Regions from separate parts of the Homo sapiens genome. Here regions 2, 3 and 4 are each linked to region 1. The links are chromatin contacts, found by Hi-C or POLR2A ChIA-PET in ENCODE. All regions are on one chromosome and are shown on one strand. Each heading gives the region's core, a stretch centred on a gene start or an enhancer-like site at or near the end of the contact. The rest is flanking DNA. Distances are from core to core; before and after follow the strand shown.

Region 1 (7,460 bases), core at 2,658-5,157:
ATAAAAAGTTAGCTGGGCACAGTACCTCAAGCCTGTACTAACAGGCACTTGGGAGGCTGAGGCAGGAGTCTAGATTGATCCAGGAGTTTGAGGTTACAGGGAGCTATAACTGCATCACTGCACTCCAACCTGGGCAACATAGCCAGACCCTGTCTCCTAAAAACAAAAAAATAAGGTTAATGATAGGCTGCTAATCTGTACCCCATGAATATAAGAAACCTCATTGCCTCCAAAACAAATCTGAGGAGAATTAACAAAAAGAGAATTTGGGCCAGCCACAGTGGCCAGAGAGAGACTGAGGAGGGAGAGGATATAGCTTGAGTCTAGCAGTTCGAGTTCAGCCTGGACAACATAGGGAGACCCTGGTCTATTTAAAAAAAAAAAAAAAAAAAAAAAAAAAAAAAAAACTTTGAGCCAGCTAGCATCCAGAAATGGAGAGAGGCTACCTTAAGTAGTAACAATTCTCACTCAAGCTTTCTGGCCCTGGGCCACAAAAAAAAAAAAAAAGGAGACAGGACCAGTGACAGGTCTAAATAAGATTTTTAAAACTTCATTGTCCAAGTAATTGAGGGCAGTACTCACAACCTGCTTAAATGATTCTTCCTAAAAAATAGCTAAACAGAGGGCGCTGATAAACAAAGGAGGTTATCTTGGCATCCTTGACACCTTATAAACAAAATTTTTTGTAAAACAAAGATGTTTATTAGGAAAAGGAACAGGGTAAGGGAAACATAAAGATACAGAGTAACTATAAATGTGGAAAACATTTCGGCAATGACACACTGGTCAGATAGAATAGTGAAATCAAGATAAGGCAAGGTCTGTGAATAAATCCAAATCAGTTAGTACCCTGCCTTAGACAACAACATAAGGGTCTCTCAACCAAGCTTCCTTCCTCTGCATCACAGGAAGGGCTGCCACTCCCTGCCTCCAAAAAGCCCTAGCACAGAGCCAATTCACTGAGTAGGACACAGACCTTGAAACTTCAAGAGGCCTTTCCAAAGGGATCTGCCATATTAGGATCCCGGGCCTGAATGCAAGACTACAAAATGGCGGATCAGACTAAATACTCAGCTTGCAAATAGCCAAATGACCAGAAGTTAAACCAAGAAATATATGTATGTGAACTGCTATCTTCATGCAAGCAGAAAAAAAAGGGTAAATTATAAATATCATATAAAATCCCAGACTCCTGCTATTTTTAAAACTACCCAAAAATAGATTATTCCAGAACAAGGCTTTTCGGGCTTCGTAGATTTAACTTTTCTGTTAATTACAACTCAGTGCAACCAGACATACCAGTTATGATAGAGGGAAAATGTAAATACAGAAAAGGCAAGCACTGAAAATCCTGCAAAGGAAGACAAAATCCTTAGAATAAAATGATTTTTTAAAAAAGTACTGGAATATAAAAATGCAGTTATTCATTAACCTTTCTCACCAAATTTTTGTAGTAGCTCCAACTTCAAAAATGATCATTAATTTAAAAATCCAAAAAAAGACAGTAACTGATCCAAAGCACAACCCCACCCCAATAAGATTGTCTCCACTTTTCTCTTTTATTCTCTTTGAGCACAAAACTTGCAGCTTTCAACTCCCAGAAGATGAAGAGGTCCAGTGTTTGAAACACCTTTCAACCTTAGTCGGGAAGAGCCATCACGATGTCCTCTCCCCCAACCCATTTAAGGAAAGTATGCAGTGCATCAGAATGGACTATCCAGAGATTAAGAAGGATAACTGAATCTTAAATGGTGACATTTATTAAATGTGTCGAATGGAAATCAAAGACTACAGGGAGTTAAAAAAAAGGGGTTAACAAGTCCAGTTTGAAAATAGAGAATTAGCGCACAATACAACCAAGAGAGGAACTACAAAAATGAAAAGGTACGATTTTCCAGGGAGTCAGAAAACCAATTTAAAATCTCTATCATTAATGGAGGCTTGCTGAAACAGCACAGCAGGTCTTGGGGTGGCTGCACCTTTGATGGCCTCCAGGCCGCCACCACTCTAGTTTACTGCAGAGCTGAAAAGCAGTAGCCCAGTGCAGCTGCCATCCCACACAGGCGGAGGTGGTACAAATGCCTGGCCTCTAGCCACATTCCCCTCCAGTCCTCTACTGCTGCACCGTGGGTAAGGGGTGGCTGCCAAGCTTGCTAGGCGGAGCCTGCGCCAACCCATCTCCCTCCTCCCCCCTCTACTGCGCCACAACCGGAAAGGAACAGCTGCTGTATCAGCCAGGTGAAGGGGAGGGCTGCCATTCCTTCCAGGCAAAAGCTGCGTAAGCCCTCGCTCCCCTGCCCCACGTCTCGCCCCACTGCAAGCGGAGGCGACTGTCACCTCTGCTGCGTCTGCGCAACCTGCATCCTTTCCCAAGCAGCACTTTGGGGAGGGGGCAGCCGCCCACCTTGGCCGGCTTCCTCTCCTTACCACTGCACCCTAAAGAGGGTACGGCTGAAACTCCGAAACAGCAGAAGCTGAACACACACCACCTGCCCCCTCCCCACTGGCGGCTCTACAGGGAGGAAGCGGCCACCCCCCCGCTGAAGCGCTTGCGCAGATCTAAGCCGCTGCAGCGGCGGCCATCTTGAAGGAGCTGCACAATGGCAGTGACGCAACACAGACCCCCAGGTTATTTCGACATAGCCTTCCAAGACCTGGTTCCCAACAGAGAGAAACAATGAAAAAAAAGTAACCCCCAGGCATCACCTGGCCTATCAGTCAAAAGATCTGTAAATGCAAGTTCTGCACATCATTCCAGTCTTCTTATGCCATAGCCTCTAAAGCGAGGGTTCCTAAAGGGTACGCAAGGATTCCACGCATTTCTGCAGCCCCTGCGGCAGTGTAGGCATTGCGCAGTTTTAATAAAAAAGCACCACCACCACAGTAGGCAAACCAGATGACCATCGCAGGTCACAGGAAAATTAAAGGCTGCGGACTGTGCTACTGCCCCTTCTGATGCCCCCTCCTCTACACAGCAATCATTCAGCGTCCCTTAGTCACTCCGGACAGCGACAGGCCCCGCGGCCGCCATGCCCACCGCCTCCATGCCATGCCCACCGCCGCCATGCCTACCGCCGCCAAAGTCCACCACCGCCATGCCTACCCGCTGCCAATGCCCACCGCCGCCAATACCCACTGTCGCCGCCTTCCCCCTACCTCCCAGCCACTTCCTACGGACTCTCCCCGCGCCGCGACCACCAACACAACCCCCACCACTGTCACACCGACTCATCCCCCTGGTCCACTGCCATAGCCTCCTCGCCTCGGTCACTGCGACGAATTCCCCCCCCAGTCGCCCCACGTACCCTGCTCCACCACGCAGTGGTCACTATTATACACCTACCTGCGCTCAACACCCCCTAAATACCGATCACTTCACGTACCTTCGCCCCGCCACAATCACTCCAATATACCTACCTCCGCCTAAAATCCCTATGCACTGGTCCCCCCACGTACCCTCGCCACACGGAACTGCAATCACCCTGATGTACCCACCTCCACCCATGTCCCTTGCCCACTGCGGTTACCCCGCATGCTCCCAGTCACCACCGCCCTTCCCACCGCAGACACCCGCAATAGGACCTGTCGCGACACCACAGTTGGGGGCGGATGGGGGACGCGCCCCAATGCGAGCGGACAGGATACCATCGGGGCAGAACGGCACAACAGCAAGCCTCTGAACATTCCGGATCTGGTTCTCCAGAACAAAGGACTTTAGGGCCCAAATTCCGTTTATTCAGTACTCCAAGTCCTAAAAACTTGGAATATCTGATGAATAAAAGTGGCCGCTCCCCAGGCTGTCTCTTGAGAGAAGCCACCGGCACAGCTGACCTTGCCCGCTCCATCGCGTCACTGACCGCTCCTCAGACAGATGCGTCAGGCATCTCCGGCGGCCGCTCCACTCTGCGCCAGACTCGCTGCAGCAGCGGCAGGCTTCGCACACATCCCCGCCTGAGCATGCGCGCCAGCCTGCCTCTGCGGCCGCGCAGGCGTGCTTGTTTGCCGCAGTGCAGGGGTCCCAGCTCCCTCCCTCACCGGAATGACCTGGGGGGAGGGGGCTACTGGACCCCTAGGGCCCCACAGCACTGTTGCAATGAGAGGGGGCCTCTAGAAACCATAAGCAACCTGGGATCAATGGACATGTCTACCTGTTTTTTAAAATGTGTAAAATACTAAAGAAATAATTCTTGGTTCTACAATAAATTTTTGCACACACCACTGGCCAAACAATCCTAATTTACACTCACCCTCAGGTCTTCCTATGTGCGGTACAAAAAAGCTGGTTTGGAAAAGTTAAATGCGCCATAACCACAATCAATGCAAATACGCCAGACTTGAAATCCTTCCAAAAGAAAATATCCCTAACTCTAAAAGCATGCTACATTGTTCAAATTTGGTGCGATTTTTCTACCCTTTTTCTACTTTCTACATTTTGAGGGGGTAAATTGTGAAAATTATCTCCCCCAAAATCACAATATAATTAAACTCTCCTATACGGAATGGATAGATCATTCAACTCAAAAACACTGGCTATTCAATTTTTGTAAAACAAAAATATGAACTTAGACCCCCACCTAAGATCTAAGTAGGAGAGCCTTTCTTTGCCTATTAGAATTGGATACATTAAAATTTTTACCAATAATCAATGATAGCTGGAGTGGGGAGAAACAGGCACTTTTATATAATACTAATGGACAAGTAAACATTATTTACGACATAATATTCTATCTGCAGAAATAACGGAAGCATCAGTAACTCCAAAATTTAGACGCTGATGTAGCTTGGGAAAAGACACTGCAGAAAAGAAGAAAATAATCCTGAAACTGCATCTGCATAGTTTTTACACACATTTGCCCTTTCTCAATTGCCCATTATCGAAGAAGGGAGGGTGATGTGAGTGGAGGTTGACTAAATGGTTAAATCCCCTCCCAAGCCCTGTAAGCTACTGCTCAGTTCCCAATGATCCTACATTAAAACAGGTGCGCAGAGGCTTATCAATGCTGACTTCTATCGTAACAAAATCTCAGAAACTGTGTAATGTTCCTCACAGAGAACAGATAGGCTAACTAAATAAACGTATATATAAATAATAACATGCAATATGGCTGATGGAAAAAATGATGTATTAGGCTGAATCATATAAAATTGTCAATATTGAATTGTTTTGACCTACAAAAACATTGCAATTTCTAATAGTTCATTGATACATATTCACATAAAATAACATGGGAAGTTGACTCTGATCACGGGAGTCAATCGAAAAATAAAATGTAGGCTGGGCACAGTGGCTTACGCCTGTATTCCCAGCACTTTGGGAGGCCGAGGTGGGCAGATCACGAGGTCAGGAGATCGAGACCATCCTGGCCAACATGGTGAAACCCATCTCTACAAAAAACAGAAAAATTAGCTGGGCGTGATGGCACATGCCTGTAATCTTAGCTACTCGGGAGGCTGAGGCAGGAGAATTGCTTGAACGTGGGAGGCGGAGGTTGCAGTGAGCTGAGATCACACCACTGCACTCCAGCCTGGTGACAGGGCAAGACTCCATCTCAAAAAAATAAATAAAATAAAAGCATACTGTATGTTCAGTTTTACACTGAAAAAATTATGAAAGAATACACACCATTATAGTCCAGTGATGAAAACCATGCCTTTGGACTCAGGCTCTTTTGATTCAAATTCTAGCTTTGACTCTTGACCACAATGTTACTTTGAGCAAGTTATCTAACCCTCTGTGCATTAAATTCCTAATCTGTAACAAAAGAAGGGATTCTGTTTACTTTATACAATGGCTTAACAATTAAATGAGCTAAAATACTATTTAGAACAGGTCCTAGTATAAGCTGGGTAAAAATGTTGGCTCTTAGAACTTCACCAAATGTTAGAGTACTACTTCTTCTAGGAGCAGGAATTGGGTGTTCATTTTTTATTCTCATTGTTTTAACTAATTTCTATATCTTATATTTCTTTTTTTTCCTAATATCCTTTTTCCATTGTGGACACCAAACTTACATGCCACAAACATTATAATCATGTTTCTTTAGGTTTCTCTTGGCTGTCACAATTTGAGATTGTTTTGTATTTTTAATTTTTACAGTGCTTGGTACTTTTTGCAGTGATTATGAATTACTTTTACAATTAAAGTATTATTAAAATTAAATAAAATTATATTCAATTCTCAACTCGCACTTATCTAGTTTCTTGGACCTATCTTCCATTGTTTCTGGTGTGTTCTCTTTTCAAACTCTGACTGCCTTTCCTCATAATTTCCTGTTTGTTCTACTCCATTAGGAAATTCGCTTTGGAGTCTGAGAGGTCACAATGGGTGTCCTGGGCTTTACAGAAAATCTAAAGAGAACTGCCATTAGGCTCACTTATATTTTATGTTAGTTAATAATAGGTCTGATTCAACATATCCTACAACTGGGGAGTGAAGATACAGAGAAGGAGACATTGCCACTAAACTCCACTATGACATGCTAGTAGACCCTGATAGGTCTCCCAACAATTCAATTTTCCCAAAGTCTACATTTATCCCCAAGCCAAACACTTAAGGTTATGTACTTAAAGGACACTAAAACTGCAATAAAACTATTCTGTACAGAATAGACAAAGGAGACTAGAAAAACTAATCAGAACCCTTGCATCATACCATGTACAAAAATTAACTCAAAATAGATCAATAAAATATAAGTCACTTGTTATAGAACATATATATACATGTTATATATGTATACAGGTACACATATATACCTATGTATAAATGTGATATATAACATTTGTGTATGTGTATATTTTACACATATATTCCATGTATACTTATGTATACATGTATAAATATATGTGTGTATATATATAAATCCGTGTAACCTTGAATTAGGCAACAGTTTCTTAGATATGACACCTAAAACAAAAGCAACCAAAAATAATAAATAAACTGAACTTCATCACAGTTACATAAAAGTTTTCGATTCAAGGGACATTAAGAAAGTGAAAAGACAGCCAAGAGAATGGGAGAAAATATTTGCTAAACATAAAGCTACTAGGAGTGTAGTATCCAGAATGTATAAAGAAGTGTTAGTACTTGGCTGGGCGCAGTGACTCATAAGTGTAATCCCAGCACTTTGGGAGACTGAGGCAGGCAGATCACTTGAGGCCAGCAGTTCGAGACTATTCTGGCCAACGTGGTGAAACCCCGTCTTTATTAGAAGTATGAAAATTAGCTGGGCATGGTGGCACATGTCTGTAGTCCCAGCTACTCGGGAGGCTGAGGCAGGAGAATCCCTTGAACCCAGGAGGCAGAGATTGCAGTAAGCCCAGATCACGCCACTGCACTCTAGCCTGGGTAATAGAGTGAGACTGTCTCAAAAAAAAAAAAAAGTGTTACTATTCAACAATAAAAGGACAAAAACATTTTTTTTTAATGGGCAAAGGATTAAAATAGTTCTTAAATACCAATG
Region 2 (7,460 bases), core at 2,409-4,908, 980 kb before region 1:
ATGTATATTTTACTAAAATTTAAAAAAAATATTTTTTTAAAAGAATTCTTCAAGGAGTCCTCCCTTAGGATATGATGGGCCTAGAATCAAGATCTCTCTTCCCTTCTGGGGAGTGTTTCTTGTTTCCACCAGGGGCTCATCAGAGGTGGCGTGAAGCAGGACATACACAGAACTGTGAAATCTCCATCCAAGGAATGCCCCCCACATGCTACCCCAAACCAACATGAAAGTGAGGTTGTGCAAAGGGGAGCTTGCTCTTCAGACACTTCAGTGCAGTCCTCTAACTTCCTTCCAAGTGGGTCACAGCATCTGATGCCCTATGGAGCTGGTCCTGCACCTTCCATGTTGGGGGTGTCATAGTCTGTGTGTGCAGCTGTAACAAAATACTGCAGACTGGGTAATTCATAAAGAACAGAAATTTATTCTTTCACAGTTCTGCAGGCTGGGAAGTCCAAGATCCAAGCACCAGCAGGTTCGGTGCCTGGCGAGGGCCCAGGTCTCCGCTTCCAAGATGGTGCCTGTTGCTGCGTCCTCCAAAGGAAAGGAAGGTTGTGTCACCACATGGTGGGAGGCAAAAGGGCAAGCCAGCTGAATGCTCTGTGAGGCCCCTTTTATGAGGGTCTGATCCCACTCAAGAAGAAAGAGCCCTCGTGGTCTAATCACCTGCAAAAGTCCCTCCTCTTAATACTATCACATTGGCCATTAAGTTTCCACACCTGAATTTTGCAGGGGACACATTCAAACTGTAGCAGAGGGCCTCACAGCCAAGCAAAAGTTCACTTGATTAAATATATACATCTTGGTACTGTAATCCTGTTATATATCAAATACAGGCAGAACTGGGGAAAATCAGGATATGTTTTTTGGGGATAAGAAGGATAAAAGTCCAACCTTATGTAGTAAGACATTTTATCCTTAACTGGCCAAATGATAATTCTTCCCTACTGAAATCAGTTACTATATCTATCTATCTATCTATAATCTATCTATCTATCTATCTATCTATCTATCTATCTATCTATCCATCTACTTATCTATCTACCTATCAATCTAAGCTGCTGGCTTAAAATGTGTCTTACTTGAAAGCTCTCTCAGACCACAGTGTGGGACAGAGGCCTCCATGAGTGCTTCTCACACCAGCACAGAACTTTCTATTATTCGTACGTGGAGGATGTCAAGTTTATTCTTATGAAAAGAAATTGTTCGCAGGAAAGTCACAGGTTTTAAGAGAAATGAAATCATGACGCCCATGAGTTGCGCATTTAGAATGCTAGCGGTTTCTTCAGGAGTCTGTGACAAATTGTCGTGTCATCAGGCTATCACATGCTCCATCTGCCTTCCTAGACTCTTACAGAATTCCCAGACCAGGATAGATCCCATTCTCCTTTTCTACATCTTCCCACTGCAAACTCTGGCCTCAGATAAGAATATTGCTTTGGCAGGGGGTGTAATGTTATTAGAAATAAAGTTAATTAGGAAATGTTTGTGTCTAACCTATTGAATATATGAAATATAATTAATTTTCTGTATCAACTCTTAGAACTGTGAATTGAGTGGCAGGGATGAGGATGAGCTCACAGTAGGCTGGGTATGCACTTTGCCTTCTGGGATTCAAAGAAGTAGGTCCATGCTGTCAGGGCCCAAGCTTTGCTCTCCGTCTCTTGCTGCCCGGACATCTCTTTCCCCTGCTGTGTCCCTTGGACTGTCCTGGGACAGCATCCTCAAGCCCTCCCCGTCTTCCATTTCTGCTGTGCCTCATTAATCGCAAGGAAGCCCATTCACCTCCATGCAGCCAATCAGCACTTAGCCTTTCTTTCTTTCTTTCTTTCTTCCTTCCTTCCTTCCTTCCTTCCTTCCTTCCTTCCTTCCTTCCTTCCTTTCTTTCTTTCTTTCTTTCTTTCTTTCTTTCTTTCTTTCTTTCTTTCTTTTCTTTTTTTTTTTTTGAGACAGAGTCTCACTCTGTGGCCCAAGCTGGAGTGCAGTGGCATGATCTTGGCTCACTCCAACCTTTGCCACTGGGGCTCAAGCGATTCTCCTGCCTCAGCCTCTCAAGTAGTTGGGACTACAGGCACACGGCATCACACCTGGTTAATTTTTTTGTATTTTTAGTAGAGACAGGGTTTCACCCTGTTGCCCTGGGTGGTCTCGAACTCCTGAGGTCAGGAAATCCACCCGCCTCAGCCTCCCAAAGTGCCAGGATTACAGGCATGAGCCACCATGCCCGGCCCTCTTCTTAAATGCTTCTAGTGTTTGATGACTATTAGATTTTGGTGAATATTAGATTTTGACACATAGCATGCATGTTCTAACATCTCAGAACCATTTTTTTTGAATCAAAAACAAATTTAAAGGAAGGGATATGATATTTTTTCCAATAAAAACAGGAAAATGGACTTGGCAGTGGCTGCCTGCTAGGCAGTAAGTGATTGAAGAGTGACTTCATTTCAGAAACATAGCTGCTTTCATCTTTCAGTAAATGAGTCTAAGACCTTTCTCAGGGCACATGCATAAAATAAGGCTAGACATTTTTATAAAACTTACGTCTTTATTCAAACTACAGGAAAAGAATCCAAATGGAAAGCAAGGCAGTGTTCTTCAGGCTAAGGCTTTTTTTTTTTTTTTTTTTTTTTTGAGACGGAGTCTCGCTCCACTATTGCCCAGGCTGGAGTGAGTGCAGTGGTGTGATCTCGGCTTACTGCAAGCTCCGCCTCTCGGGTTCACGCCATTCTCCTGCCTCAGCCTCCCGAGTAGCTGGGACTACAGACCCCCTCCACCACACCCGGCTAATTTTGTTTTTCGTATTTTTTAGTAGAGACGGGGTTTCACCATGTTAGCCAGGATGGTCTCGATCTCCTGACCTCGTGATCCGCCCACCTTGGCCTCCCAAAGTGCTGGGATTACAGACATGAGCCGCCACACCTGGCCAGGCTAAGCCATTTTTATTGAGCATTTACCCCTAGAGGGAGTTCTACAACCCACTAAAGGCCAGGCCTGACTGCATCCTCCCAATTCCCTGTTGTCAAGAAACGCTGGGCCGGGTACAGTGGCTCACGCCTGTAATCCCAACACTTTCGGAGGCCGAGGCAGGCGGATCACTTGAGGTCAGGAGTTCAAGACCAACCTGGCCAATATGGTGAAACCCCTTCTCTACTAAAAACACAAAAATTAGCTGGGTGTGGTGGAGCATGCCTGTAATTCCAGCTACTCGGGAGCCTGACCGATGAGAATTGCTTGAACCTGGGCAGCAGAGGTTGCAGTGAGCTGAGATTGTGCCACTGGGCGACAAAGTGAGACTGCCTCAAAAAAAAAAAAAAAAAAGAAAGAAAGAAAAAGAAAAGAAACCCTGTAGCTAGCGATGTAAGTCGTGCGCCACTAGCTGGCACTGTCGCTCACAGCACACTGCAGGCCTCTGCACCTTTTGCCTCCCTGAGAAAGGCAAAGAAGAATCCCAGTTTACCACGGTGTCCTGTGCTGCTCAGCCTCCGAGTCGTGTCCCTCCCATCAGAGGCCTTCCACGGAGCTCAACCCCTCCCTAGGGCTTGGAGGACGGTGGCAACAGACGAATCTACATACGGGCCTGGCATGTGCGGGCTGGATCAGCTGGAGTTTGAAGGAGAGAATCCGATTCAAAAGAGAGCAGGGGAAGTGGTACCGAGAGAAGCAAGGCAGATGGCAGCGCAGAGTCTGAGAGCGGGAGGGGGCACTTTCAGCCTCAGGAGACGCTCCTGGCAGAGGGCTAGGGCCTGAGATGGGGCAGGGGGCGGGCAGAGAGTGGCTTCCTTCTTCCCTACTGTTTTCCTCCCTCCCTCCCTTCCTTTCTGCCCCCTCGGGGCAGCCAGTGCACAGAGCTCTGCCACCGTCCTTCAGGTAACACTTCACATTACCCTCTCCATGTGGCCTCAGTTAACACATGGTATGTAAAACAAGGAGTTGAGATGAGACCTCTACCGAATTATAGTCATACTCTGTCACAGTCCTCGTGGCACCTTTTCTTTGTAGAGTCGGAACAAGACCCAGAGTATATGGGATGATGAAACCTGAGCATCAGGGTGGCAGGAGCTGTCAGTTAGGAGTGAAGGCAGAGAGAGAGGGACAGACACCACCACCCACCCCACCGCAGTGCAGTCAGTGAAGGCAGGGGGATGGGCTGACTCAATGCATTCACCCAGTGAGTGGGTCGCTCTAAAATACTCATCATTGTTTTCCAGGGCAATATTAGCATTGGCAGCTTTTAAGAGCACCTGAGAATCTGCTCAGAGCATGTGTATCACTGCCTGACTCCTAAACCATGGGATGATTTAGGAGACGTGAGTGATGTGCCCAAGGGTGAGAGTTGAAGGAGAAGGGGGCGGAGACTGTGTATTCCCTGACATTCCCCATTCCCAGTCAGCTCGGGGATCATAAGCTTTGGTGACAGCCTGTGAGCGGTGCCCTGGGAGCCACATTTGCTTTCGCAGTACTATGCTTTGCTAATGTTTGGGAGGGGGACAGCTAACACGTCACACATGTGACAGCCCGGCTGTGCACCGGGACAATCCCCCTTCCAGGCCAGGAAACAAGTGGGTTCTATAAAGGACACTGAACACATTCCTCTGGAGTGGAGCAAGGTGCTTTTCAGTTTTGGCAGCCCAAGGACGAAAAAGCCCAACCACATCCTGCAGTGGAGGAGAGACGGAAAGTCAAATTTAGGGATTCACTCTCACTCCGCACAGGCATCCCCAAGACAAATGGACAATTGTAGTGTTATTTTAAGATTTAAAATTTTCCAGAGTTCTGAAACACCTTTGAGAACTTTCAAAGAAAGCTATTTCTGTCCTTTGAAGGTTAGGCCAACATTTACACTTCTACCTGAATTGTCCAGCTTCTGGCATAGTTAAGCACTTCCCAGCTTCTCCAGAGAAAGCTATGTTCATGATGAGAAAGTTCTTATTGTGCGGTGATGTGAGGTGACACTGCTGGGGGTGGGCAGAGCCCCAGAGAGACTGTTAGAGATCACATGTTTCCACAGGGGTCCTGAAGACGTGCAGAGGTGGAATAAGATCTCCCGTTGGGCTTCTCCCTCTCCACCGACACACTCTAAGCTCCTTGAGAAGGCCTAACATTGGTGTGGAAACCATATCTTCATACTTCTGTGGGTCACAGCCAAATTTATACATGAAAAAGACAAAAGATCATTTCTGTTTCTTTTATGAAATAGAGTAATTTTATACTTTTTCTGTTACCAAATTCAAATTCACTTAACTGTAGGAATTTTAAAATTTACAAAGTTAATCAGAAATGCACTCCAACCTCTTTTCTTCTAACTCTGCCTTAGAATTTCAGAGATAAGGATGTTCATCTTCAATCAGGGGATTGGCCCTTTCTTTCTACTGCTCCATTCTCATGTAGGAGTGATTCATACGCACAAAGGACTATGTTAGTGAAGGGAGGCTGATGCTCACATGAGGGTCACATGCTTCTATGCAGTTCACAGTTAAATATGAAACTGAATGTCAACAAGCAGTTTGGTACAACAATGGGATATCATTCAGACCATCCCTATAAATAGCTGGCATTTATTGAGCACTCACTATTGCCCCAGAGACTTTCTAAGTACTTTATATGTATTAATTATTTACTAATTGTACTCATAGGGTAGGGCTTCTCAACTTCAATAAGTTTGACACTTTGGGCTGTGTATTGTAGTGTGTTTAGCAGCACTCTTTCCTGGCCTCTTTCCACTAAATGCTAGTAAGATCCCCTCCCAAGTCATGAAACCAAAACTGTCTCCATACATTGCCAAATGTCCCCCGGGAGTTAAAACCACTATACCGTCACCCCCAGGTGAGAAACCACTGCCCTATGGCTGCTCCATGAAACATGAAATGGTTGGCAGAAAAGCAGGCCTGGAAAAGTTATTTGGACCTAAGCTATGAACTGGGAGAAATGTTCCTAATGTCTCTGAACACAATAGTTTATGTTGGGAAACCCTCCAGGGAAATTAAGGGGGCAAATTCTGCTTAAGAAAGAATTCTGGAAGTGACATCTGCAAGATGGCAGAATAGGAAGTGCCAGCCCTTGTTCCCCTCAGAAATACTGATTTAATAACCATCCATAGATAAAATTACTTTTCTGAGAGCTCTGGACTCCAAGCAAGAGTATTCAACACCTTGATGGGGCACAGAAATGAGAAAAGACACATTGAAAAGGGTAAGAATATTTTTACTTTACCAGCACCAAGCCTCCTCTAGGCCAGTAGAATGCAGCACCAAGACAGATCTCCTTGGCCCATAAGTTCTCCCATGGGGGAAAGAGAGCATGCAGTGAGCATCTGACTCTTCTGTAGCCTTTTGATTTACTGCCTGAGAGGCTCACTTCTGTTATGCCTCACCCAGAACACTGAGTGAATCAGAAAGGCTAGATTGCCTGGGGGCTGCTAAGAACAACAGAAATAGATGAGGGCTCTCAACAACCAACATGCAGACCTCAACGGCATGCTGGTGGCGCACAGCAGCAGGCCACCTGCCCATGGACCACAGCAGCAAGCCTGCTTACCCACTGACCCCAGCAGTTTTCCAGCCTATGGATCCCACCAGCCAGCCCACTCAGAATCTCTGGCCAGCCTGACTGGGAAGGGGTTTCCCTGCTGAAGCCAGCCTGTAAAGATTAAAAGAGATGACTCCTTCTTCAAAAGTACAGGCACCAGTGCAAAGCCATAAGGATCACAAAGAATCAGGAAAATACAACGATGCCAAAAGAACACAATAAAACCGATAACTGATCTTTTAAAAGATGGAGACCTAAGAACTGCCTGGAAAAGAATTCAAAATAAGTGTCTTAAATAATCTCAGTGAACTATTAAAGAACACAGAAAGAAAGCCACATGATATCGTGAAAACAATACATGAACAAAATGAGAACTTCAACAAAGACATAGAGATGATAAAAGAAAATAAATTTTGGAGCTGAAGGACACAATGACCGAACTGAAAAATTTCAGAGGAAACTTCAACAGCAGACTTGATCAGGTAGAAGAAGAGGCATCTGTGTGCACAAAGAGAGATCGTTTGAAATTATCCAGTCAGAGGAACAAAAAAAAAACAGAAATAATTTTTTAAAAGTAAAGAGAACTTAGGGAACTTATGAACATCATCAAACATACCAATATATGCTTTATGGGATTTCTACAAAGAGAAGAGGAAGAGAAAGTGGTAGAAAACTTATTTAAGGAAATAATGGTTGAAAACTTCCCACATCTGGGAAGGGAAATAGACATCCAGTTTTATGAAGCCCAGATAACCCCAATTACCCAATTAGAAGAGTAAAGAGAAAAAAGAATTTAAAAAAAGAGTGAACAGGGCCTACAAGAATTGTGGGGCGCCATCAAGTGAACTAATTTCCACATAATAGACATTCCCAAAGGAGACAAAAGAGAAAAGGCCTAGAAAGCATACTTAAATAAATAATGGATAAAATTTTCC
Region 3 (7,460 bases), core at 4,431-6,930, 910 kb before region 1:
TCCTTGCTTACTTAACTCTGTAATATGTTTTCTTTTTTCTTTTCTTTTTTTTTTGAGACTGAGTCTCGCACTGTCTCCCAGGCTGGAGTGCAGTGGCGGGATCTCAGCTCACTGCAACCTCCGCCTCCCAGGCTCAAGAGATTCTCCTGCCTCAGCCTCCCGAGTAGCTGGGATTACAGACGCGCGCCACCACGCCCTGCTAAGTTTTTGTATTTTTAGTAGAGACGGGGTTTCAACATGTTGGCCACGCTGGTCTGGAACTCCTGACCTTGTGATTCGCCCGCCTCGGCCTCCCAAAGTGCTGGGATTACAGGCATGAGCCACCGCGCGTGGACAATATGTTTTCTCATATGTGTTAGACTTTCCCGCTAATGTGTTCATCAGTTTTATGTATTCCTGACATCCCTCAATATCTTCTGAGATATCTTTTCGTCTTCTGAAGGTACTTTTTCCCAGCTCCCCAGCACAACTGTACATTTATCTTTTTGAAAAATATCATGTGTTTTGTAAAGGAAATTTAGTTTGGAAAAACGGAGAACAAATTATCTCAGGCAGGCATATCAAACTATGAATTCCTTAGAAATTATGGTATGTGGGATAAGGAAAAGCTTAAAAATAAAAAATATAAATTTTTGCTTCTCTCTCTAGAATATATTTTTTTTTTTTTGACGGAGTTCACTCTTGTTGCCCAGGCTGGAGTGCAATGGTACAACCTCGGCTCACTGCAACCTCCACCTCCCTGGTTCAAGCGATTCTCTTGCCTTAGCCTCCTGAGTAGCTGGGATTACAGGCATGTGCCACCACACCCGGCTAATTTTGTATTTTTAGTGGAGATTGGGTTTCTCTGTGTTGGTCAGGTGGGTCTCGAACTCCCGACCTCAGGTAATCCGCCTGTCTCGACCTCCCAAAGTGCTGGGATTACAGGCATGAGTCACTGTGCCCGGCCAGAATTTTGTATTTTTAGGATTATGTACATAATCATAGATTTAGCTTACTCAATCATTAGTCAATTACTTTTGTCCAAAATTTCACAGCTCTGTATTTTGGAAGTTTTTGGATGATGCTGAGGCCATATTAATTAATAGGTAGCATCTGTGCCTGGTTTTTCATATTACAAATTTCAGAATCTGGCTGGACCCAGGTGGGAGGATTGCTTGAGCCCAGGAGTTTGAGGCCACCCTGGGCAACATAGGGGGACCCTGTCTCTTTCTAAAAATTAAAAATAAAAATAGTTTATTTATTTTTGAGATGAAGTCTTGCTCTGTCACCCAGGAGTGCAGTGGCACAATCTCGGCTCACTGCAACCTCCACCTCCCAGGTTCAAGCAATTCTCCTTCCTTGACCTCCCAAGTGGCTGGAATTACAGGTGTGCATCACCATGCCCAGCTAATTTTTGCATTTTTAGTAGAGACGAGATTTCACCATGTTGTCTAGGCTGGTCTTGAACTCCTAACCTCAAGTGATCCTGCCCACCTCGTATCCTAAAGTGCTGGGATTACAGGAATGAACCACCACGCCCAGCCAAAAATTAAAAATATTTAAAATAAAAATTTTAAAAATGTCAGAATCTGTTATGCCTATTTGTAAGGGCAGTCACTAGAGTAAATATTAAACAATGCTGTCAGGTTAAAATGTTTTAGACTGTGATTCTTACTTATTCCATAATTATTTATTTCACCAGCCATTAGAGGTACTGATTCTTGGTATCTGAAAACTGGAAACAATCTTGATGATTGTCTCATTCAATTCTCTATACTTCTTAGTTGGAAAGTAACACCCAGAGTCTCTTTTTATGCCCTGTGTGCATCTCGCGCATCTAGGTGCGATCTCATCACATAGCTCTAACCCCCAGGTGTCTCCCAGCATCCCCCACAGCTGTGTCACCAGTGTGGACCTTTGCTGTCATGTCCGGTCTTCGATACGCCACTGCCCACTTGCCATCTCACACTTAACATGGCTTATGCTGAGCTTGCATTTTCTCCTTAAACCACTTCATTTATTTTTCTCACTGAAACATCCAACCTGTTGGCCAGTCACATTAGCTCTGCCTGGAAGACGTACTTCCAATTTGTCCATGTCTGTCTATCCAATGCCAGGTGTAAGCCACCTCTTAATTTACACCTCTCCTGCTCCAACTCTGCTCGGAATCAATTTTCTATCTATTAAAAGAGCATATAAGATCTTCTCATCTCACGCCTCTCTGCTTGGGGCAGCCCATGGCTCCCTATTGCAGTTGGAGCAAATCCAGAGACTTGTCCTTTCCAAAGGCTAGTGAAGCCCTAAATGCTGGCCACTCTGCTGCTCCTCATGGCTACCCTCTCCTGCATCCAGACCTGCTCTTGACCCCAGACTGACATCACCACTGCCAGCACGACTCCTGCTCCTGAGGGCTGGTGGGCACCTCCAGTTCTGCCTCATCTTCTGTCTTCCCAACTCACTAGATGAAACTTGGGTTTTTAGCTGTTGGGCCACCCTCACCTCCTCTCTTGCACATCCCACAACCATTCCAACAGCATGTCCCGCATGCTCTGAGGAGGCTATGTCCCACATCCACCATGGCCACCCAGCCTGAGCCACAGCACCTTTGCAGGATCACTGCAGTGGCCGCTCGCCACGACGTCTCCCTTCTTCTGCCCTGGCCCTCTACATTCTATTTACATTGCAGCAGGAGTGATCTCTGGAAACCTCGGTAAAGCCACTTGATGCCACTTCTCAAAATCCTCCCAAGCTTTCCCTCTCGCTCAAAAGCCAAAATCCTCACCGGGATCCACAAGGCCCCACATGACCTCACTCTCGGCCACGTCTCCAATCTCCCACTCAGCTCCAGCTACCCCGGCTTCCTTGCTGGGCCTGAAATCCCTGAACGCTCCCTATCCCGCCCCGTGCTTACCATTTCTTCCCTAGGTGCCTGCACAGCTTGTGTCCCTAGGCCTCCGCTCAGTGTTGCTTGAGAAGCCTCCTTGGACCGCCCAATTGACAGGAGCAAGAGCAGGATCCCACCCCTCCCAGCCCTGGTTTCAGGTGTCCCTTCATTTTCTGAGCCATCTTTGTTGGGATTCCCACGTGAGGACTTAGTGTTCCGGGGAGCAGAAACTTACTGTGTTTCCCAGGTGTCCCCATTGCCTAAAGCAGAAGCTGTGGGGTTGAAGGTTTTAGAATGAGTGTGAGGCAGAAGCCCCACCTGTTTCTTAAACACATTGAGATTTCTCCTTCTTTGGGACCTTTTGACAGAGCTGCCCCCTCTGTCTGGAAGCCTCTTCCACCTGATCTTGTCCCATTCAGGTTTCAACTCCAGTGCCTCTCTTCGAAAAGGCCATCCCTCATCCCTTCCAAAGCCCTCCGTGGGCTCTCATGGTTTTTCGTTCAGTTGCTGCAGCTCCATGACAACATCTTGTCCTCTCTAGCTCTCCGATGAATTCCTGTGCCTGGAACATTGCCGGGCATACAGCAGGGGATGAGTAAGTATTTGCCGAACAAGGACACTTACAGTGGTTCTCATGGCCTATAGCAGGCCCTTGTTAGAGCCCTGTGGTGCAGATGGCCAACCCAGAGTTGACCAGACCACATCAGAGCCTCATCCTCGCCCCAGCAGGCCAGGGTCTCAGAGTCCAGCTGGCAGAAGACACCTGAGCTCAAAACCCCTCCACGATTCCCCAGATCACACAGCTTGGAGACCTTTCCAGAGGTGAGCTGAGCTAGGCCTTCCTGGAAATCCTGACTTTGCACTGGGGAAGAGCAGGTGGAAAAAGATTCCAGACTTGAGGAGCATTGTGACTCACAGAATCTTGGAACCTTAGAGCGGAATGTGGATGGGATGAGTAAGGACTGTTCTGAGAAGGATAAGGAGACCTCTCACCTTGGGGCTGGGCCTGAACCAGGGAGGGGCTGAAGAAAATCAGCAAGCTGGTTCCCCTCAGGGCCTCAAGGGACCTCTGCCTGAGGAATCAGCATTTGGCTTTGTAAGCACCAGGAGTACTCCTGGAAGCTCCAGGGTAAGCAAATGGAATGAGGCGGTAATTACTTTGGCAACAGTGTGGACTGGCTGAAGCTGGGAGTCTGGTAGGCGCGGACACCCCTGGAGACTTTGGGCGAAGGGTCCACGGGGATGCCTGTGAAGACAGGAGGCCGAAGTGTAGGGAGGCCGAAGGCCTCGGGGGTCACCAGGTGGGCTGGTAGAGGAAAACACGGAGCCATGGGATGTGAGGCCTCAAGACTGCAGGCGCTGTGGGCCTTCATTTGCAGTTGATGCTCCGTTTGGGTTTCTGCTGGTTGACTGTGAGACCTGACTCCTTTCCCCAACAATGCAGACTTCAGCCAAACCTTTCCCTGATCTGGGCCTCTACATGTCAAAAGCCCACCCCTGTGACTGGGGGATGGGATTATTTTCTTCACACCTGTCACCACTCTACCTTCTAACACTGGGTTCTGGGCAACATTGTGGATGGTGGCAAAACTGGGCAGAGATGTAAGAATGTCATAACTGGAGCCGGGTAAGCCAGGGTGCTGGAGGGGAGGGCCTCCCCAAGCCAGGGTCCTGGCGAAGACGTGATTTGAGTCCATCCAGGGCAGTGCCTTGTTAGCAGGCACCCCCAGGAAGAGCCTGGGGCCACGGCCAACCGCCCAGCCACGGCCTCCTGGGCAAGAAATAACTGCTTCTCATCTCTGTACTTCTTGAGTGGGAGGCAAACAGTCACAGCCATGAAACATCTGTGGGGTCTCACTGCGGACGTGGGGGACTCCCAGCTCCTTTTTCCATGCCGTGCTTATTCTCCCACCCCTTCTCGGATGCCCCATGATGTGGAGGGGAGCCCTTCGCCCCACACTTCTGGGACACCCTCCTGACGCTCCCCTCTCCTCCCCACAACCATCCTCGCCTCCCCACAACCATCCTCGCCTCCCCCGCCGTCCGGGCCATGACAGCCACCTCAGAGCTACAGCGCACAAGGAGCGTTTCGGTCCTCATGATTTCCCAGGGAGGGAAACAGACACTCAAATACCTGCAAACCAAATTCTGTCTTTGCTATAGCGATATATTTCTCCTTTCCATGAAGAAAGAACAGAAAAAAGAAAAAGAATTTATTTAGGAGAGGAAGGAAAGGCAGTAATGATGATGGTGGAAAGGAAACGGTCTAGTTCGCCCAACAACGGAATCTGAAAGTGGTGGGGGCTGGGAAGTGGGGTAGGAAAGAAGTTCTTAGAGGCAACGCGGAATCGCCCTTCCCAGGGCTCCCCAGGAGCAGAGGTCCTGCGTAAAAAAGACTTAAAAATTGGAGCACTGGATGCCATGGATCCTTTGGATTTTGATTCCAGTTGATCCCTGGAGTAAGGTCCTAACCGGGGTCTCCCGAGGTCGTTTCGCCGTCCAGGATGGAGCAGGTCTGGCCCCTGGAAGGGCGCGCGGGCTGCTTGGGGACGGGGGCGCCTTTTCTCGCGCTTCGCGGTTTCCTCTCTCCTACTGCAGGCAGCGCGCGTTTGCAGCGTTTTGGGACCGAACTGATGCTTCTGGGAAACGAAACTAAACCTCTCTGAAGTTTCCAGCTCGGGCTTTTTTTGTTTCCCGCTATCCGGCGTGGCCCAGTCCGGGCGCGGAACGAGGGCGGGGCCGTGGCCACCGCGGCGGAAACGACCCGGGCCGGGGGCGGGCGGCGAGGACAAGGGGGCTCTGTGCGGCACCCGCCCAGCTTGCGCCCTGGGGACTGCGGCCGGGCGGCGGGGCTGGACGGGAGTGGACGGGGCTGGGCGCGGGCTGGGCGCGCTGGGCCGGCCAGGCGGCGCGCTGACCGCGGTCTCCGTGCGTCCCGCAGGCGGGGAGCTCGCACCGCCGCGCCCGGGCCGCGAGTGATGATAACCTAAGAGGCCGGCGCGGGCGGGCGTGAGCGGCGGAGGAGCCGGGCGCGGCGACACGCGGCCATGGAGCGGGAGCCGGCGGGGACCGAGGAGCCCGGGCCTCCGGGACGGCGGAGGCGCCGAGAGGGCAGGACGCGCACGGTGCGCTCCAACCTGCTGCCGCCCCCGGGCGCCGAGGACCCTGCGGCTGGCGCGGCCAAGGGCGAGCGGCGACGGCGGCGCGGGTGTGCCCAGCACCTGGCCGACAACCGGCTCAAGACTACCAAGTACACGCTGCTGTCCTTCCTGCCCAAGAACCTGTTCGAGCAGTTCCACCGCCCGGCCAACGTGTACTTTGTCTTCATCGCGCTGCTCAACTTCGTGCCGGCGGTGAACGCCTTCCAGCCCGGCCTGGCACTGGCGCCGGTGCTCTTCATCCTGGCCATCACGGCCTTCAGGGACCTGTGGGAGGACTACAGCCGCCACCGCTCCGACCACAAGATCAACCACCTGGGCTGCCTGGTCTTCAGCAGGTGAGTTGGGCGGGCGGGCGAGCGAGCGCGCGGTGGCGCAGGGCAGGGCGCCCCGGGAACTTGGTGTTGGGCACAGTGATTGGCAGGGGCTGGGTGCTTAGAAGGCAGCTCCACTCAGGGTGGAGGGCCCGGCTGCGCGGGACCCGGTGCCGACCGAAGCCACAGCGCCGCCAAGGCCTCTCTGTGCCTCCGCCGCAGCTAAAGGGGCGCCCTGGATGCGGGGACGCGTGGGGATCCCCTGTCACTCCGTGTCGGGGCCAGAATGATCCCAAGGCTAGAAACCGACGGCCGCTGGACATCCTCATCCACAGCCGCTCCCACCTGAAGTGAAAGGCAGGAAAAGCCAGCCTGGCCCCCTGGCCTGAAGTCCCTGCCTCAGTCTTCGGCCAGGCACAGTGGTCTCTGAACAGCCGGCACAGGACAGTAAAGCTCAGTCTGCTAACAGCTCGGCTCAGGACAGCAGCAAAGTGAAACTGCCGCCAAGTGCTGATATGTCTGGCACGGCCCAGGTACCAGGGCAGGGGAAATAACAGCAGTGTCCATCCTCCACTGTGAGCCATGAGCCGCGAGCCAGGCACCGCCCGGTAGCTGCCTGCCTAATTTTCTTCATCTTAACCTGCTTCCTGGGGGAAAGAGGCTGTGGGGTGTTTGTGAGCCCTGCCACGGGCAGTACCAGGGGTGACCCTGCGATGGACCACTCCTGCTCTTTTTCCCTCCCTGAGTTTTAGAGTCTCCGGCGGACCTGTCCAGAGGCCTGCGGCCTTTTCATCCTTTATGCTCTCCACCCCAGGAGAGCCCCTTGGTAGATCCATCTTGGAGCTGTGTCCAGCAGCCTGGACCACCTCAAGGCCCTGTCCCTGAGAAAGGTGGGTCGTCTTAGCTTTCCTCCAAAGCTCAGCCCATCGTTACCTCCTGCCTCACCTTGCTTGACCCCGGAACAGGGACTGAGATGGGCTTCTGAATAGAACATTAGCGGTATCTGGCTTCCATTATGCATGGGGAGACTCTAGGAAGCCCTATGCTCTCTTAGTGGCAGATTGTTCCCCTAAAAGAGGAGGGTCAGAGTGGCTCCTGCCTCTTAAACGTAGGCATTCACGAATG
Region 4 (7,460 bases), core at 3,260-5,759, 890 kb before region 1:
CAGGTTCTCTCTGGCATGGAGGTGAGAGCCAGAGTTGAGCTCAGTCCTGCAGCTGCGCCGTGCTCCTCCTTGATCACGGTTAAATTCCTCCGTTTCTGGTCTTTTCTCTTTTTCTCCTTTCAGTTTCCTATCCTGTGTTAATTCCTCTGTAAAGCGTCTGGCCAGACTTAATGGGAATTCCTTCATAATGCGCCCTTGGGACTTGGAGAAGGCGTAGAAGGAGGGAGGGTGGTGTCTGTAATTCTTGGCTCTGTTCCCAACTACTGCATGCAGTGACATCTAAACTCAGTTCCTGCTTATTCAGTCCTGTACTAAGGATGTCTTTTTATTTTCTCTTGTCTGGTGCTTTGACATCTGGAGCCTTGCTGCCTCCGGAGGGACAGGCCCTCCCAGGGCTAGATAATTCCTAGAGATAGCAAACAGCATTGCTGCAGCATGCCTTACGTGTGCAAGCCACCCAATCCAACGTCCACACCCTCGGCCCCCTCTGTGTTTCATCCACTGTGCACCTGCTCTCATCACCCCAGGTCCAGCCACCAAGCAGCTAGGGACAGCCCTTTGTCCCAGGGTCCACCGAGGTTATTCAAACTAATGGATTCTAAACCTGCTTACCCCGCCTCTCCTGTTCTTTCCCATGGAAGGCACAGAAAAGACTCTCCCTCCTCTCACCAAGGTCTCTGCCTCCTAGGACGCTGGTCTCCCCTATGTTCCCCCTCCCACAGCGGTAGGTGTGGCGAGCTCCTTCTCTGGAGGACTCTGAGTAACAAATCCTCTTTTCAATGGCAGTCCTCTCCTGACCTGTCAGCCCCATAGTGCTTGAATAATAATAGAACTTAAATTGTAAAACATCCCTGGAGCTACTGCCCTCCCTTAGGTCCCATGAGAAAGGGGAATGAAAGTTGGCTGCAGTTAAGGTGGCTAATCAGCTGATGGTGCCACCTTAACTGCAGCCAATTCTAATTCCCCTTTCTCTTGGAAAAAGATGGGGAGATTATTCTGGAGTGAATTGTGGGCCCAGTGTAATCACAAGTCTGTAAAAGTGGAAGAAAAGCGGGCAGAGAGATCCGATATGAATACTACTTAATTTGCCATTGTTGGCTTTGAAAGTGGAGGACCTAGAGTCAAGGAGTGTGGGCGGCCTCTAGGAGCTGGAAAAGGCAAGGAAACATTCTCTCCCGCCGCCCTGCCGAAACCATCGTTTTGACCCAGTAAGATCCATGTCAGATTGACCTCCAGAATTGTGAAATGACAGATTTGTTTAGCCGGTGCAGTGGCACAAGCCTGTAGTCCCAGGTCCTCAGGAGGCTGAGGCAGGAGGATCACTTGAGACCAGGAGACTGGGGTTGCACTGGGCTGTGATTATGCTACTGCACTCCAGCCTGGGCAAGACCCCATCTCTATAAAATGAAATAAATAAAATAAAACTCCCCAAATTTGTGTTACTTCAAGCCACCAAGTTGTCATAATTTGTTGCCGCAGCGGGAAGCTAATACATGTGTTCATTGCAGAGTTTAACAAACAGATACCATGTTTATTTTTTTGTTTGTTTTGCATCCTCATTTTACAGATGATTAAAAAAAAAAAACACTTTTTAGAGGCCAGGTCTTGCTGTGTTGCCAGGCTGGTCTTGAACTTCTGGGCCTCACACAGTCCTGCCTCAGCCTCCCAAGTAGCTGGAAATACAGGCTCTATCTGCCATGCCTGGCAGAAACCACCTTCTTAACTACAGCTTTTTGTGTGTTAATATTGATTAAGATGATTTCCGTTAAAAAATGGCTGTAGGCCAGGTGTGGTGGCTCACATCTGTAATCCCAGCACTTTGGGAGGCCAAGGTGGGTGGATTGCTTGAGCTCAGGAGTTGGATACCAGCCTGGAAAACATGGCAAAACCTCATCCCTACAAAAAATACGAAAAATTAGCTGGGCATGGTGGTGCATGCCTGTAGTCCCAGCTGCTTGCGGGGCTGAGATTGTTTGAGCACAGAAGGTTAAGAGTGCTGTGAGACGTGATTATGATTGCACTACTGCACTCCAGCCCAGGTGACAGAGTGAGACTCTATCTCAAAAAAAAAAAAAAAAAAAAAAAAAAAAAAAAAAAAAAAAAGGCTGTAGCTGTTTGAATTAGCTAGGAATATATGGAATAGCTCCAAATTGCTTAGTGGGATCATGAAGACCCCGTGACCCGCAAAGATCATGATACGGTGGAAAAAAGGTGCTTTTTAAAATTGTTGTTCAAATACTTAGTGATAAAACTTCACGTATTTCTCTAGCACCATATACTTGCCTGAATTTTTATGAATTTGTATGGTACCATTCTTAGCTAGCTCTGTGAAGAGCTTATAAATTCTTCATTGTTCCTGTGAGGAAATGGGAGCCCAGAGAGGGAGGTTTCAGTCCAAAAGGGGCAGAGCCTGGGAGCAGAACAGGTGGCCCTGGGGCTCTGGGGTCCCAAGAGATGTTACTCAGGGCCACTGGCTGAGTGCCTGCGCGTGCTGCTCAGTCAGAGCCTCCTGTGTCCCTTTGATCTTTGATGTGTGTGGATGAGATCAAGTTGTTTAAATATTTCTGGCTTTTGAGAAAGTGTCTAACACCAGATAGTTATCCTGATAAAAGCCAATACCCAGAATTTAACAAGGATAGCTGACAAAGATGCTCTATGGATGCTTTTTAGAAAAATGTATATGTTATTGATCCTTTTTAGTGTAGCTGGTTCATTACAGCCACAGTCTTCAGATGTTTTTGATCTCACACCTCTATCAGTAAAAAGTGGGCATGTGCACCCAAAGTGGGGGTGTGTGTATTTATTTATAAATTACCGGCATGTAATGCATAAATATCTTATATCTATTGAAACATACAAAATATAAATGAAAATAAAATAAACCACAATTACAAACAAAGGTGGTAGTGTTTTTCTGCACTCCTGTGATGGTGTATGTTTTTGTGTGTGGGCATCACTTTAGGCACCACTACCCAGAACATCTTCCAGGAGCTTTATGTTGTGATGTCATTTTAGATCACTGAAGGAACATTGCACGTGTCAGGCACGTGTCCGGCACATGTCAGGCTAGGTGATTCTCATGCTGTCTCTTTTATCCAGGGATGTTTAGGAAGGCTTGAAGAACGCTCAGCAGTGTGGGACCACCACCATGGTCTACCCTCATGCCCAGGGGTGGCCCTTCTGCGCTGAGCATGTCAGTTCTGAAGGTTGAGGCATGAGGGGTGGGGCGCTCTGACTCCTCCACTTCCTGGAAGTGGACCACGTGCTAACTTGGGGCTTGTCACTGTCACACTGAGCAGCTGAGCTGTGCTCCACTGGCACACACAGCCTTATAACCTTAAGCGTGTTCTATCTTGTGCTTTACTTTTAAAAAATTGTTTTATTATGGTGAAATATACATAACATAAAATTAGCCATTTAACCCTTTTAAGTGTGCAGTTCCGTGGAATTCAATACCTTCACATTGTTGTGAGCATCACCGCCGCCCTCCTCTCCAACACTTTTTATCCTCCCAAACGGAAACTTTGTGCCCGTGAAACACTAACTCCCCCTTCCCCCATGCCCAGCCCCTGGCAACAACCGTTCTGCATTCAGCCTCTACGAAGTGGACTGCCCTGGGTGTCTCACGTGAGCGGAATCACACAGTACTTGTCCTTTAGTGACCGGCTTATTTCACTCAGCATCGTGTCCTCAAGGCTCATCTGTGTTGGAGCATGTGCCAGAGCCTCCTTTCTGAGGCGGACACCATTCCATTGCATGAACCCACCACCACATCTTGTTTATCCATTCATCTGTTAAGGGACCCTTGGGCGCTTCCACCTTTTGGCTGTTGTAAACAGTGCTGCTGTGAACATGGGGGTACCAGTGTCTGTTTGAGTGTCTTGCCTTTTTCGTCCGTGGAGACATTCTGCATGGATTCCGGGACGGCTTTGTTGGGGTGGTGCCTAGGGCAGCATGCACCCTGGGGACCCTCCCACGGTAGCATTTGTGCTGCTCTCAGGACCTCTAGGGAGGTGGCCCCTTAACTCACTATGCTGCTGCTGCCAGTGGAGAGGTGTCGGGCCCTGGCTGGGTGTTTACTCCCCTCCCTGTAGTCCTTTGGCCAGGGAGCCCAGGAGAGTTGCTGTCAGCATGGGTGGGGTCGGGTGCCCTGTCTGTGGTCTTGTTGCCTAGATGTCATCCCACACTTTCTCTCAACCTTGACACTTCTTGTAAGGCCCTGCTCTCTGGTAACAGGGACATGACTGTGAGCTCGAGGCAGAGTATGCAAAACAGTTCCGGGGAGGCTCAGTGTGTATGTTGGTGGAGGTGGCCGGGCCTTATCACAGTTAACTTCGGCCATCACCCAGGTGGCCTGACACACACACACACACACACACACACACACACAAACACACAAACGGTCCGTGCTGATTTCCTGATTTTGAAGGCTTCACTTGGTCTTCTTGGCCTTTTGTTGAATATGTCACTGCCACCTTCGTTAATACATTCAGTCTGTGTCCCTTGTGCGTGCCCAGATTCCTGGCAGTCAGCAGTGAGAAGCTGCCTGCCAGCGCTCCCCGCAGTTCCCAAGAGGCACCAGCCAGAGGGGCTCTGTGAGAGGCGAGGTCTTGCTTGGTGAGTGTCCACCTCATCACACACTTTCTCCTGGTGTTTGGGGGGGATTTGTGGAGAACCACTTTCTCCGGGTATTTGGTAGGAGTTTATGGAAAACCTTTTCATTCATCCCTTTGCTATGGCCCTTGTTCAGGCCTGTGCCCCTTGGATAAAATCAGAAGCACACAGTGACTGGGGATGGGAGGGACAGGGAGAACAGCCATGCCTGAAACCTGTCATTTAAGACAAGCTGAAGCCACCTCATGTGCCGGTGCAGGCTGCCAGCCCCTCCTTGTCTCATTTTGCAGACAGGGGCTAAGCATGTCCCCAGACGGCAAGCCACAGGGTCCACAAGTGCTGGCTGTTTGGCAGCTCGTGCACAGCCAGGTCTGCCCTCCTCACTGCTCGCCCACCGCAGCCTCTCAGGGTGGTCCAGCCAGGAGGGGCAGGAGCCCTCTTCTTCCTTTGCCACTCAGGGTGCATGGGGCGGGCAGGAGGATCAGGTTGGGGGGCTGCACCCTGAGTAAGTGCTTGTTCTCCCTACATTTTAAAAGCTCACAGGAAAATGGAGAGTTTTTCCTGAAAGAAAACAATTTCAATTATTTGGTTTACTTTTGATTACCTGGACAATTAATATCCCTTTATTTTAAAATATGACATCATAAAATCAAATGGACTAGGAACATGGTGATAAAATAGAAAAATATCTCTTAAACTTCCTCAGTTTAGGAAGACCCATAAAATTCCCTTTTACTTGCCTCATAATTTAACTTGAGGTTGCAGTTTATGAGTCCTCCCTTTCGTAGAGGCTCCAGCTGGCAAAGACGTGCCGTGGAGAGAAACGCACCACCTGTTCCCTCAGGGTCCCTTCTACTGAATGGCAGATTCTCCCCTCGTCTTTATGAAAATGTTCAAATTGCAGTGTTGTGACACATACCCCTTGTAAATAACAAATATGCGAGCAAAGTGTATGACAGAGGTATGTTTTAATACCGTGTGCTTTGTGGCCTTGTATCATTAGTTTCTGAAATTTTGACTCCTTCATGTTCTTGGGGTGACAGTAAAATCAGGTGATCTCTCTATTCGATTTGTCTTGAACACAGGTATCCACTGTGGTGGGCGCTGTCTCAGTTTTGGCGGTGGGTGATAGTGTCATTTCAGACAAGCACTCTAAAACAGCTCCGCGAGACCATGGGAAGCAGGAAATCGGCTAAAAGGGAGACTCCAGCCCTTCCAGTGCCTGGTCCGTGTTCTTGAACTTAGTTTCTTGTGTTAACCGGAAAGTGCATCCAAAAATAGCTTCTAGAGTTAGTGGGGTCTGCGACGGGAGCTGTGGGCATGGCATGATTTTCCCAGATAGCTCAGATGGGAGTTTCCCTGTGGCAGCCGTGCGTCTGTCTTTCTACAGGGGACCAGTTTTCCTTGAATATCCCCAAAGGACCTTTTCTACTCTGGATGCCTGGATAAACTCTGAGTAGATGGAGTCTGGGAGGGATGTTTATAAGAAGCTGTATTCACTCATAGGTGTCTAAGAGGGCTCTAAGCCTCTGTGCCTGCTTTTGCTGTGATGCGGGATGCAAATGATGAATTCCTGCACAGAGAGGAGTAACTCTTTTCTGCACCAAGTCTGGGCTCTGGTTTGGGAAAATCTATCATCCTGTCTATACAGAGGCACAGTTCAGCCAGATTCTTGGTGAATTTATGATGCTCCCCACTCCCCGTTTAAATCACATCTGTCTCTCTCCACTTGCACTGAGGAGTTTCCTTCCATCTCTGAACTTTGACATATGTGGAGCTGTGCTCCTGGGAGCCTCTGCACACACTGATGTGGGTTTGGGTGGTGATAGGTGGAGTGCCGAGATCACACCCCGGGACGGTGGGGGTGGGGGGTGGGGGGTGGAGGGTGGGCCTGCGTCTCCTAGGGTTCATGGCAGCCCTCTGGTGCCAGGGAGGAGGCACATGGCGTGACTGCGCTGGACATGAGTTTAGCTTAATTTCGTGCCAACTGTTGGCACCTCCTGGCAGCCACTCAGAACAATAGGTTTTGAAATTCTGGATAATGGAGGGTGATCATTTTGATATTTAAGTAAGCCTGCTTGGCCAGGCACCATGGCTTGTGCCTGGAATCCTAGCACTTTGGGAGGCTGAGATAGGAGGATTGCTTGAGGCCAGAAGTTTGAGACCAGCTTGGGCAACATAGTGAGATTCCGTTTCTATAAAATGTATACATACATAAATAGCCAGTTGTGGTGATGTGCATCTGTAGTCCCAGCGACTTGGGAGGCTGAGGTGGGAGGACCGCTTGAGCCCAGGAGTTCAAGGTTGCAGTGAGCTATGATTGTGCCACTGAACTGTGAGTGACAGAGTGAAATTCTATCTCAAAAAAAAAAAGTCTGCTTGATTATGGAGTCAAAGACGTTTACCTATCTATACAATCAGAGATAATGTTTATGACTGAGACCTAAAAGACTGTTGACATATTCATTCTATTCATCCTAGTATGAAAATCATTTGGCTCCTATAGAAATATCCCCCAAAATACAAGGAAATGAAACCCAGTGTTTTATTTTCTAGGCAGTGCACTGAAACACGGTAGAAAACTTTAAAAACAGGGGCTTCTGGTTTTAGAACAAGATGGCGTAGATTCATTTTTCCCTGCTCCTCCCCGTGATTACAAGTAAATAATTTAACAAGAAACAGTAAAAGGACGCTGGAAACTAAAAGCAGGCAGACTGACTGGGGCCTCAGGACATGAGGGGGTAGCAACACCATGAGACCCTGGACTTCTGTTTTATCTCCTGTATCCTTCCAGTGTGGGCACAGGAAGGCCTGTAACCAGAACCGCCAACAGGTATAGAGAAAAC

What was found. Hi-C counts contacts between places; a loop is a spot of excess contacts on that map. ChIA-PET counts read pairs that join two places held with the same protein, here RNA polymerase II (POLR2A). Pooled maps may share reads with other maps.
Region 2: a map with no recorded cell type shows a loop between it and region 1 (4-fold over the local background). The contact joins the enhancer-like site here to the promoter of SNURF in region 1. A Hi-C loop is called at or near these places in 2 of 37 single-sample maps with no recorded cell type and 6 of 50 pooled maps.
Region 3: a loop to region 1 is called in a map of naive thymus-derived CD4-positive, alpha-beta T cell, with 11 times the contacts of the local background. The contact joins the promoter of ATP10A here to the promoter of SNURF in region 1. A Hi-C loop is called at or near these places in 2 of 168 maps with a recorded cell type or tissue (CD4-positive, alpha-beta memory T cell and naive thymus-derived CD4-positive, alpha-beta T cell), 2 of 37 single-sample maps with no recorded cell type and 9 of 50 pooled maps.
Region 4: a pooled map shows a loop between it and region 1 (10-fold over the local background). The contact joins the enhancer-like site here to the promoter of SNURF in region 1. A Hi-C loop is called at or near these places in 2 of 37 single-sample maps with no recorded cell type and 9 of 50 pooled maps. POLR2A ChIA-PET finds 5 or more read pairs at or near these places in 1 of 52 experiments (OCI-LY7).

What each region holds. Positions count from the first base shown.
Region 1 is chr15:24,951,434-24,958,893 of GRCh38, reverse strand. SNURF (SNRPN upstream open reading frame) reads right to left here and starts at 3,907. Exons shown (of 3, transcript NM_001394334.1): 1 at 3,832-3,907. The coding sequence starts at 3,845. It overlaps SNRPN (small nuclear ribonucleoprotein polypeptide N), which reads right to left and starts at 3,907. Exons shown (of 10, transcript NM_003097.6): 1 at 3,832-3,907. All of the region lies in intron 4 of SNHG14 (small nucleolar RNA host gene 14), which reads right to left. RefSeq lists enhancers at 2,057-2,106, 1,795-2,360, 2,377-2,536, 2,361-2,926, 2,927-3,492 and 1 more.
Region 2 is chr15:25,930,034-25,937,493 of GRCh38, reverse strand. The region is part of intron 1 of LINC02346 (long intergenic non-protein coding RNA 2346); the gene reads right to left. Among named protein-coding and RNA genes, the nearest start is that of LINC02346, 31 kb to the right of the region's middle. RefSeq lists enhancers at 6,027-6,526, 6,527-7,028. Within about 2 kb of position 3,658, at least 2 of the 41 ENCODE cell types and tissues checked have a DNase peak (open chromatin) inside an H3K27ac peak, as active enhancers do.
Region 3 is chr15:25,861,547-25,869,006 of GRCh38, reverse strand. It overlaps ATP10A (ATPase phospholipid transporting 10A (putative)), which reads left to right and starts at 5,680. Exons shown (of 21, transcript NM_024490.4): 1 at 5,680-6,359. The coding sequence starts at 5,911. ATP10A-DT (ATP10A divergent transcript) reads right to left here and starts at 3,737. Exons shown (of 2, transcript NR_183988.1): 1 at 3,099-3,737.
Region 4 is chr15:25,842,253-25,849,712 of GRCh38, reverse strand. The region is part of intron 1 of ATP10A (ATPase phospholipid transporting 10A (putative)); the gene reads left to right. It overlaps MIR4715 (microRNA 4715), which reads left to right and starts at 888; the gene lies at 888-966. RefSeq lists an enhancer at 3,797-4,638. Within about 2 kb of position 4,509, at least 2 of the 41 ENCODE cell types and tissues checked have a DNase peak (open chromatin) inside an H3K27ac peak, as active enhancers do; they include OCI-LY7, where a contact is called at or near this core.